Regions from separate parts of the Homo sapiens genome. Here region 1 is linked to region 2. A link is an interaction called in ENCODE POLR2A ChIA-PET data of the cell type or tissue named here. Cell type or tissue: GM12878. All regions are shown on one strand. Each heading gives the region's core, and the rest is flanking DNA. Links, peaks and the distances in the headings are about the cores only.

Region 1 (5,005 bases), core at 1,723-4,222, 1.2 Mb after region 2:
AGAAAAACTCATCACCCCAGATCAATTAATGTGAATCTTTTTTCTGTGAACTCTGCAGAGAAGTAATTAATGTGAATATAATATGAATCTCAGATGTTGTTTGCAGGCATCAGTTCCCTTTGGAATTCTAATGTGTATTCACAATTAACAACCACTGATTAAGAGCTGTGTGTCTGTGTGTGTGTGTGTGTGAGAGAGACAGAGAGAGAGACTATCTATGCAGCAAACCATTAGATGTGTGAATCTAAAGATCAATGAAAAGGGTGGGGTCAGCATTAGGTTGATGCTAAAACAAAAAATCCAACGAGAAAACTTCTGGAGAGAGTCTCAAATGAGAAGATCCATCATATACATGGAGAACCCTGTGGAATATCAAGCTGATGTGTCTGATGAAGGAAGAGGACTTTATTAGGAAACAGAGAAGGAACATTTAGAAAAATAAGAAGCAAAGCAATTAAGTCACCATTAACAAAGAGAAAGTCATCAACAGTGACTCATAATCCACTGTAAGAATGGAAAAGTATTTGTTGTATTTTATAATTAGGAGGTCACTAATGATTTCATTATGAAGTGGTTCACTGGAGTGGTGAGTTCAGAAATCAGAGTGCAATTGAAGAGGAATTAAAGGTCAGGAAGTGAAAATGGCAAGTTTACAATGGCAAGTTTATTTTGAGAATTTTGTACAATACAGGGAGGAGAGAAATTAAATTGTGTCCAAAGTAGAGGTGAGTTCAAAGAGGAACTATTAGAGAGAACACTATAAAAGATGCAGGTGACAGAGTGTCTGACTCATAAACTAATAAGCAAGACTTGGAGACGATGCAGGATGCCAGTTCAAGACCCTAGGTAAATGAGCTGATCTTGAACAGGGGGAAGAACCAACTGTTCTAAAGCTAGAGGAAGAAAGTGAGGATAATTACACAGCATTCTACTTTTCTAGGCAAAATACTAGTAGTTTAATTGTAACTTGAGAGAGACTCCTCTATTTTCTACCTCAGGGGAAATAAGTAATCAAAAATAGGGTTTTTTCTTTCTGAATAGACTGTTTATGCCATCCCTTATTTCACATAAAGTGGTTGGCTGCAGTTATCACTATGACTAGGGCTATAAATGGCCCGTGCTATTTTCACTTCTGTGTTGGCTAAGTAAGCACCCTTTTTGTTATTTCAGAATCAGAAATGTTAAGAAGGAATATAAAGGAAAATCTGGAAAAGTGGAAGCATTGAAAGGTAAAGAAAAACATTGAAAAATTTCATTCTTTCACTTCTTTCTTTATTATAAAAAAGGGAAACATTCAATGTGAAAAAATTTGAAATATGTAGATAAGCAAAAGAAAAAAGAATATAAATAACGCTATCACTTGGACATTAATCATGATTAAGAATATGCTGTAAAATTCTTCCAGATATTTCATGAATCTATTAATTTATAACAGTGGTATCATACAATGAAAGATGTAATTTCTCTTTGTTTTTAAAGATTAATCTGCTATGAACAATATTTTATATATTGTCACTGTGAGGAAAGAACATCTAGACTGAAATCTGATAAAGGTTTTATACTAGCCGGTGAATTTACATAGTTTATATGTACTGGTGAGGTTAACTAAAGCAAGATGAGTAAAACCATTGACTATGAATTAAATTTCACAAGTCAATATCCTATAACAAACCTAAGTTATAATTTGAAATGAAAAAACACATTTTGATACAAAATATTCTAACATACAGTTTTCTATAACAGACATTTAAGCAAACATCAAAGTGAGTAGCTAGATTTCATGGAGGACTATTTACTTTTATTAAAAATAATTTTTAGGAGGGATAAAAATGATTTTTATAAAAGACAGAAGCCTTAAAAGCTGAAAAAGAAGAGCCATGAACCTTCCAGAAGTGTAGAGTTCTCCGACCATTGTGTTTATATTGCGTGTATTTTCTAATAAATACAGCATCCTCTAATTCAGTCTTATTCATTGCTTTTAGATTAGGTCTTTGAGAATTTAATGTATTTGTATGAGCAATTTTATTCTCTCTCTAGGTTTCTCTCATCAAATACCATCTAGAGCTGTGATTTCTTTCTTTAATGTTAGCTCAGGAGATACTGAAATAATTTTAAATTGATTACTTAAAGTTTTGGAGCACATTTTGAACTACCTTTGTACTCATCAAGTCATGAACTTCTTTTTGTCTAAACAAAAAACTTCTTTAAGAATTTTGTTCATTTTAAAAATAGCAGCACCTTAAAAAATTAAAAGCATTGGACATCAACACATTAAAAATATGATTATGAATTCAAACCAAGTATAGCTGCTCTTTGGGAAATCAGGGAAGAAGTTGCAATCCCTTAGCCTCCTCTTCCTTCCTCATGGAGTTAGTTTCTGGAGCACATCTGCAACACCTTTGGGACACACTTTTGAAATCTTTTATCTATGGCCTACTTTTCAGAAGCTAAGTACCATTCCATTATATGGATACCACGACTAACTTATTAACACACCAATGTATGAGATTCAATTTGTTTCCAATTTTTAGTGTAATAAAAAATACTAGAATGAACAGCCTTGTTCAATCTTTGTAAATGTCATAAATTGTTTCTTGAATATAAATTTCTAGAAGCAGAATTATTCAAAGGAAGCATACTTTCAAGATTCTTGATTCATATTTCAAATTATTTCCCTCTAAAATCATAAAAAGTCATACTCCCACAAGCAATACATAATGAATAATAATGACAACGACAACAATAGCAATAAACACTTAGATTTCATTGAGGATTTGGTGTGTGCGGGAAACTATGCTAAGTGATTTACATGTACCATTTTACATTTAGGCCTGTGAAAGACATGTTAATATATCTCTCACTTTGCAGATGACGAAACTGAGGCTTCTATTTAATTTTTCCAGTTACTGTGGGTCAGTCCCAACAGCCAGTATCACTTCCCTCTTACCCTGGAAAACACCGTATACTTTGCATTTAAAAATTACAGGCCAGGCATGGTGGCTCACATCTGTAAATCCCGAAGTGGGTGTATTGCTTAAACTCAGGAGTTTGAAACCAGCCTGGGCAACATGGCAAAACCCTGTCTCTACTAAAAATACAAAAATTAGCCAAGTGTGGTGGCGTGGGCCAATAGTCTCAGCTACAGGGAGCTGACGTGGGAGAATTGCTTAAGCGTGGGAGATTGAGGCTGCAGTGAGCTGTGATTGCTCCACTGCACTCCAGTCTAGGTGGCAGAATGAGATCCTGTAACAAAAAAAAAAAATTACAAACATAAAATTTGTTAATGTATTTGTTTAGTTGTCCCAATATTATTTATTAAATAAACCATCTTTCTAATACATTTGAAAGGTCATTTTATTAATCTTTATTTTTATATTTTCTTTGGTCCATATTAGACTTCTGTTCTGTTCCATTGGTCACTATATCCTGCACCAGTAACATATTATTTTAATTATTATAGTTCTGTCACATATTATTTTGGCAATTAGGAAAATATTGATCATTGTGTATTTTAAAGTATTGAAATGCTGAGAAATATGCCACTAAACTAAATAGCCTTGTTCTATGTTGGGACCAGGCCTGTCTAATGCCTTTCTGTTTATACTGTTAATAATTTGTTAACAATTTGTTCTAAAAATAGGCTTGCTCTTTGACATATATGAAGGTCAAATCACGGCAATCCTGGGTCACAGTGGAGCTGGCAAATCTTCACTGCTAAATATTCTTAATGGATTGTCTGTTCCAACAGAAGGTGAGTAAAAAGAAATTTCTCAAAGGCAAGATGTCTTATAATAGAATGAGGTCAAGCATATGCCTCTCATTTTAAATTTTAAATTTGATGGCTTAAGAGAAATAATGTTTATCTAAAGTTGTTTCCAAGAGCTACATAATTTTGAATATACTTCATATTTCTGCAATTTTATAAAAATTATTATCTTTATTCCATTGTGTGATATTTCAGGGTAGATGTGCAGTTCTATAAGCATATGTTTGTAACAAGAATAATTAGTAGTTCACAAATTGTGTTCACATATATGCAGTTCTATAAGCATATATTTATGTCAAGAATAGTAGTTCACAAATCATTTTAGACATTTGTGAACATATGCCAATATTTTCTTAAATGAGATCTATGAATATTAATAGAATGTATTATCTTGCCAATTTTATTTTTAACTTCTATTCTTAGGATCAGTTACCATCTATAATAAAAATCTCTCTGAAATGCAAGACTTGGAGGAAATCAGAAAGATAACTGGCGTCTGTCCTCAATTCAATGTTCAATTTGACATACTCACCGTGAAGGAAAACCTCAGCCTGTTTGCTAAAATAAAAGGGATTCATCTAAAGGAAGTGGAACAAGAGGTAGGAGGGCATGCTTGGATTAACTGACCTGCCAACCACTTACCAAATTAAATCATGACCACAGAATTCTCTTCAATGATTTATTTGCCCTGTTATGAATAAAATTTAGGCAAAGAGGTCCCATAACAAATATCGACTGCTTTAATGAGTGGTTAAAATTGCATAATATGAATCATTTTGGATTTTATTTTTATTTTTTATTATACTTTAAGTTAGGGTACATGTGCACAACGTGCAGGTTAGTTACATATGTATACATGTGCCATGTTGGTGTGCTGCACCCAGTAACTCGTCATTTAACATTAGGTATATCTCCTAATGCTATCCCTCTCCCCTCCCCCCACCCCACAACAGGCCCCCATGTGTGATGTTCCCCTTCCTGTGTCCATGTGTTCTCATTGTTCAATTCCCACCTATGAGTGAGAACATGCGGTGTTTGGTTTTTTGTCCTTGCGATAGTTTGCTGAGAATGATGGTTTCCAGCTTCATCCATGTCCCTACAAAGGACATGAACTCATCATTTTTTATGGGCTGCATAGTATTCCATGGTATATATGTGCCACATTTTCTTAATCCAGTCTATCATTGTTGGACATTTGGGTTGTTTTCAAGTGTTGCTATTGTGAATAGTGCCACAATA
Region 2 (5,005 bases), core at 1,596-4,095:
ATTAAAAATAATCATGAAGAAGGAACCATGCATAATGATAAATGGGTGAAAAAATGAGTAAGAGATAATATTCCTAAATATGTGGGTACTTAATCCCAGAACTTCAAAATATATAAAGCAAACACAGGTAAAACTAAAAAAGGAGAAAGAGACAAATCCACAACTATAGTTGGAGACTTCACCACACCTCTCTCAGAAATTGATAGAGCAAGAATATAATAAATTAATAAGGAAAGAGAAGATCTAAACCACGCTATCAACCATCTTGACCTAATTGAGGTTTATAGAAAAGCACTGCACCCAGCAATAGTACAATGGACATTATTATTAAGAGCATACTATTTACCAAGGCAAAACATATTCTGTGCCTCAAAACAAAGCTTTAAAATGTACAAGAATTAAGACTATACAAAATATGTTCTCTGAACTACATGGGAATCAAGCTAGAAATAAATGAGAAAGATATTTGGAAAATACTAACATTTTGTATATTAAACTACCAAACTGTAATGATACATGGGTCAAAGAAGAAATCACAAGAAAATTTAGGAAACAGTTAGTTGAATGAAAATTGAACAAAATATCAACATTTGTGGGATGCAATCAAAGTGATACTTAGAAGGGTATTTACAGCAATAAATGCTTCTACTAAAACATAAAGATTCAAGTCAATGATCTAGGCTTACCTCTTAGAAACTGAAAAAAGAAGAGCAAATTAAACACAAAGTAAGCAGAAAAAAGAATACTAACATTAATAGAAAAAAAAATCAAAGAAAGAGAAAACACACAAGGAATAAAAAACAATAAAACCAAAAGCTGTTTGAAAAAAATCAAATGATACACCTCTATCCATACTGATCAAGAAGTATAATAATTTACAAATATGAGTGCTGAAAGACTGCATATTGCTACAGATCTTATTTTAAAATGTCGATAAGGTGACATTACAAAAAATGTTTGTGTCAAGAAATCTGATAACATATGAAATGAATGAAGCATTTGAATTATGCTACTATCAAATCTCACTCAAGAAGAAATTGTCCCCATTAAATAAATTAAATTTAAAATTTAAAATTTTCCCACACAGAAAGCTCTAGGCCCAGATGGTTACACTGGTAAATTTTAGCAAAACATTTAAGGAAATGCAATAGTAATCAGACCAATCATATAGACACACACACACACAAAAAAAAAAACAGGAAGAAACACTCTCCAACTTATTTTATGAGGCCAGCATTCCCCTGTTAAGAAAACCAATCAATGACATTATGAAAACAAAACATAAGCCAATGTTTTCCCTGAAGATAGAAATATTTTCATATATAATTTTAGCAAATTGAATCCACCAATAAATATAAAAAGATAACAGAACATACTGGCATTGATCTCAGGAATGCAAAGTTGGTTTAATATTAATGAGAGGAATCAGTGCACTAGACAGTGTAAGCAAAGTAAAAAGAAAAACTACATCGATACGTGCAAAATAATACTTAACAAAATTCAATGTCTACTTATTAAAAAACTTTCAGCAGACTAGAAACAGACTGAAATTCCTGAACTTAATTAAGGACATCTATGAAAAACCTACAAGGAACCTCATACTTAATGTGAATGACTGAATACAATCCTCCTACAATGGGGAAAAAGCCAGGGATGTTTACTCTGCCCATTTTTATTTAACATTGTACTGGAGGTTCTGTCACTGCAATAAAACAAAGAGGATAAGTAAAGGCAATAGATTGGAAAAGAAGAAGTAAACCACTTTGTTCACAGAACACATTATCATTTACATAGGAAAACAACAAAGAATTTACAAGAGAGCTACCAGGACTAAGAAGTGAGGTTAACAATGTTTAAGGATGAAAGATAATATGCTACATTTCTATATATCACCATAAACACTTAAAATGGAACCCAGAACAGCATCAACAATTACAATAGCCTCAAACTCAGGAAATAATTAAAAATAAGTTTGACAAGAGATGTGCAAGATTTAAATGCCAAAACTACAAAACATCGGTGCGAAGAGCTAATTGTTAAAAAGGTACATATATGAAAAAATAATCACATATTCATTGATCAGAAAGAAGTCTCTGTATGATTAAGATGCCATTTCTCCCCATTTCAATCTACAGATTGAACCTAATACTTTGAAAAGCCCTTCCAGGCTTCTTGTGACAATTGACAAGCTGATTCAAAAAAATCATGTGGAAATACAAACGACCTAGAATAAGCAAAACCATTTTGAAAAAAACATTTTAAAAAAAGTTGGAGGAAACCCAATGCCTATTTCAAGGCTTAGTATAAAGTTGCATAATTAGGACTTGGTGGTAGTAACACTGTAATAGACATACATGTTAATGGAACAGAATGATTATTTTGTTTTCAGATAAATTTGGTGTCCATTTCTTTTAGAAAAATAATTCACAGGCCGGGCACAGTGGGTCACACCTGTAATCCCAGCACTTTGGGAGGCTGAGGCGGGCGGATCACGAGGTCAGGAGATCGAGACCATCCTGGCTAACACGGTGAAACCCCGTCACTACTAAAAATATAAAAAATTAGCCGGGCGTCGTGGCGGGCTCCTGTAGTCCCAGCTACTCGGGAGGCTGAGGCAGGAGAGTGGCATGAACCCGGGAGGCGGAGCTTGCACTGAGCGGAGATCGCGCCACTGCACTGCAGCCTGGGCGATACAGCGAGACTCCATCTCAAATAATAATAATAATAATAATAATAATAATAATAATAATAATAATTTACTTCCAGTTAAGCCATTCATCCCAACTCTCTTCTGTACTCCTTTACACAGCTGACTTTCACAACAGCCCTCCTCCTGGGAGCGTCCTCCCTCCCGTCTCTACAGAAACTGCTTCCCTTTCAGGGGATTTCTGAAGCTTTTTTGCCAAACCCAATGACTACATTCTCTCAAAATGAATTTTCCCTTTTCTGAGAAAGTTGACAGAATTTGTCACCTCTTCCTTTTTGAAACTCTCATTTCAGCTTCTAATATCATGTTTTTCTGGTTTTTTTCCCCCCAAGGTTACGTGCTTAGCTCTCTATTTTGCAAGTTCTTTCAATTTGGTTTCTATATCTTTAGTCGTCACCTTCGTGAACCATTCTCAAATTCCCAAATGCAGCCTCAACTCGTTTAGCAAAATTCACTCCATAGTTTTGTCCTTCGAGTGTCTATGATAAAGTCTTCATATGGATAACCTGTCCTCTCTTTAAATGCTCCAAATATGCTTATCATTTTTATTTACATACACCCACACATTCTTAATTTCTCTCTCTATATTGCTGTCACTCTTACACTCTCTCGGCTAATATGATACAATTTCCTCAGCTTCAAAAATTGGAGGGGAATCACCATCTATTCCTGAATGAGTCAGTTGTCAATGGTGATCGAGACTTCTTGAACATTTCTCACCTTCATTTTATTCTCCTTCTTTTTTTTTTTGAGACGGAGTCTCACTCTGTCGCCCAGGCTGGAGTGCAGTGGTGCGATCTCCACTCACTGCAACCTCCAGCTCCTGGGTTCAAGCAATTCTCTGCCTCAGCCTGCTGAGTAGCTGGGATTACAGGTGCCCACCACCATGCCCAGCTAATTTTGTTTTTTTAGTAGAGACAAGGTTTCACCATCTTGACCAGGCTGTTCTTGAACTCCTGACCTCGTGATCCACCCGCCTTGGCCTCCCAAAGTGCTGGATTACAGACATGAGCCACCACGCCTGGCCTATTCCCTTTCTTATCAAGCTTCTAACTTGGCCATTTTCTTGCTCAGAGAACTTCAATTGCAATACTTTCACATTATTTTCCTTATTTTTTTGTGTCTCCAATTATGGCACTACTCAGTACACAAACATTTCATATTCCAGCCTCATTTGTGTAGATATTTACTCCTTAATTATTCCTGAGTTAAAAAAGATTTATTTTTATTGTTCTGCCACCTCTAGATGACTTAAAAAAAAATCTAGAGTAGGAAACAAACGTGAAAACAAGTAATGTATATAATGTAATATAGTAGGCAGTATAAAAGCAACTTTAATTTGGCAAGATAAGTGAGGGCTAATTGCCTCTTTATTAAAGGTAGTAAAAGATACCAAGAGGAGATGATATCTAATGTGGCCCTTAAGAGTTACAGGATGGGCTGGGCACGGTGGCTCATGCCTGTAATCCCAGCACTTTGGGAGGCCGAGGCAGGCAGATCACAAGGTCAGGAGTTTGAGGCCAGCCTGGCCAATATGGTGAAACCCCATCTCTACTAAAAATACAAAAATTAGCCGGGCGTGGTGGCAGGCTCCTGTAATCCCAGCTACTTGGGAGGCTGAGGCAGGAGAATCACTTAAACCCAGGAGGTGGAGGTTGCAGTAAGCCGAGATCATGCCACTGCACTTACAGGATGGATTGTAGTAAATGATAAAGAAGGGATTTGACCGGAGGAATAAAATGTTAACATGTGCAAAGTCCTCATGCCTGACAGCCCATGATGTATCGTGGCAAGATGGAGTTCAGAACTTCTAGTGGCCTTCTCTCATAACTGAGAAAGACCACATGCTGCCTGTGCTCCTAGGTTCATCAGCAAATCTTTTTCATCTTCTAATTCTAATTCATGCTGATCCCTACCTTCTTTTATAAAGTCTTATGAATGGCTTATTTCACCTTTTTTCAAGAATTTCGCTATGAACTATTTTGCATTAGCCACAGCCTATGCTATTTTGGTGGTAATATTGTGGGTGTTTCCTGTCCAGATTGTAAGAATCTGAGGATGAGAAATAGTGATTTACTTTTCTCCTTTCCCCTCCTTTTACTCCCTCCTTCTGTCTGCCTCACTGCCATGCACATAAAAACTCCCTGCAATTATTATGGATTTGGCTTTCTATACTTGGGAAGTAGAAGTAACATAGACGTTATTAACTTCAGTGGTCTTCAACCCTAGTTACTCCTTAGAATCACTTGGGTAGATTTAACATATAATGATTTATGTAATGTCTGAATCCCATCCTCT

The links. ChIA-PET counts read pairs that join two places held together with the same protein. Peaks named below come from ENCODE experiments on the same cell type or tissue, not always from the same donor. Only the 100,000 strongest peaks of a DNase experiment are listed, where the experiment ranks them.
Region 1: POLR2A ChIA-PET joins it to region 2 with 6 read pairs; 1 of 35 experiments calls an interaction of 5 or more read pairs at or near these places.

The regions. Positions count from the first base shown.
Region 1 is chr17:69,114,122-69,119,126 of GRCh38, reverse strand. ABCA6 (ATP binding cassette subfamily A member 6) reads left to right here. Exons shown (of 39, transcript NM_080284.3): 11 at 1,171-1,229; 12 at 3,641-3,751; 13 at 4,190-4,365. Among named protein-coding and RNA genes, the nearest start is that of MIR4524A, 17 kb to the right of the region's middle. RefSeq lists an enhancer at 875-1,064. In GM12878, for the core only: no CTCF peak of the experiment used is centred there; DNase peaks (open chromatin) are centred at 2,435 and 3,026; H3K4me3 peaks cover 1,315 bases; H3K27ac peaks cover 2,500 bases.
Region 2 is chr17:70,297,324-70,302,328 of GRCh38, reverse strand. No RefSeq gene overlaps it. Among named protein-coding and RNA genes, the nearest start is that of KCNJ2, 130 kb to the right of the region's middle. RefSeq lists an enhancer at 2,938-3,047. In GM12878, for the core only: no CTCF peak of the experiment used is centred there; DNase peaks (open chromatin) are centred at 3,088 and 3,218; H3K27ac peaks cover 842 bases.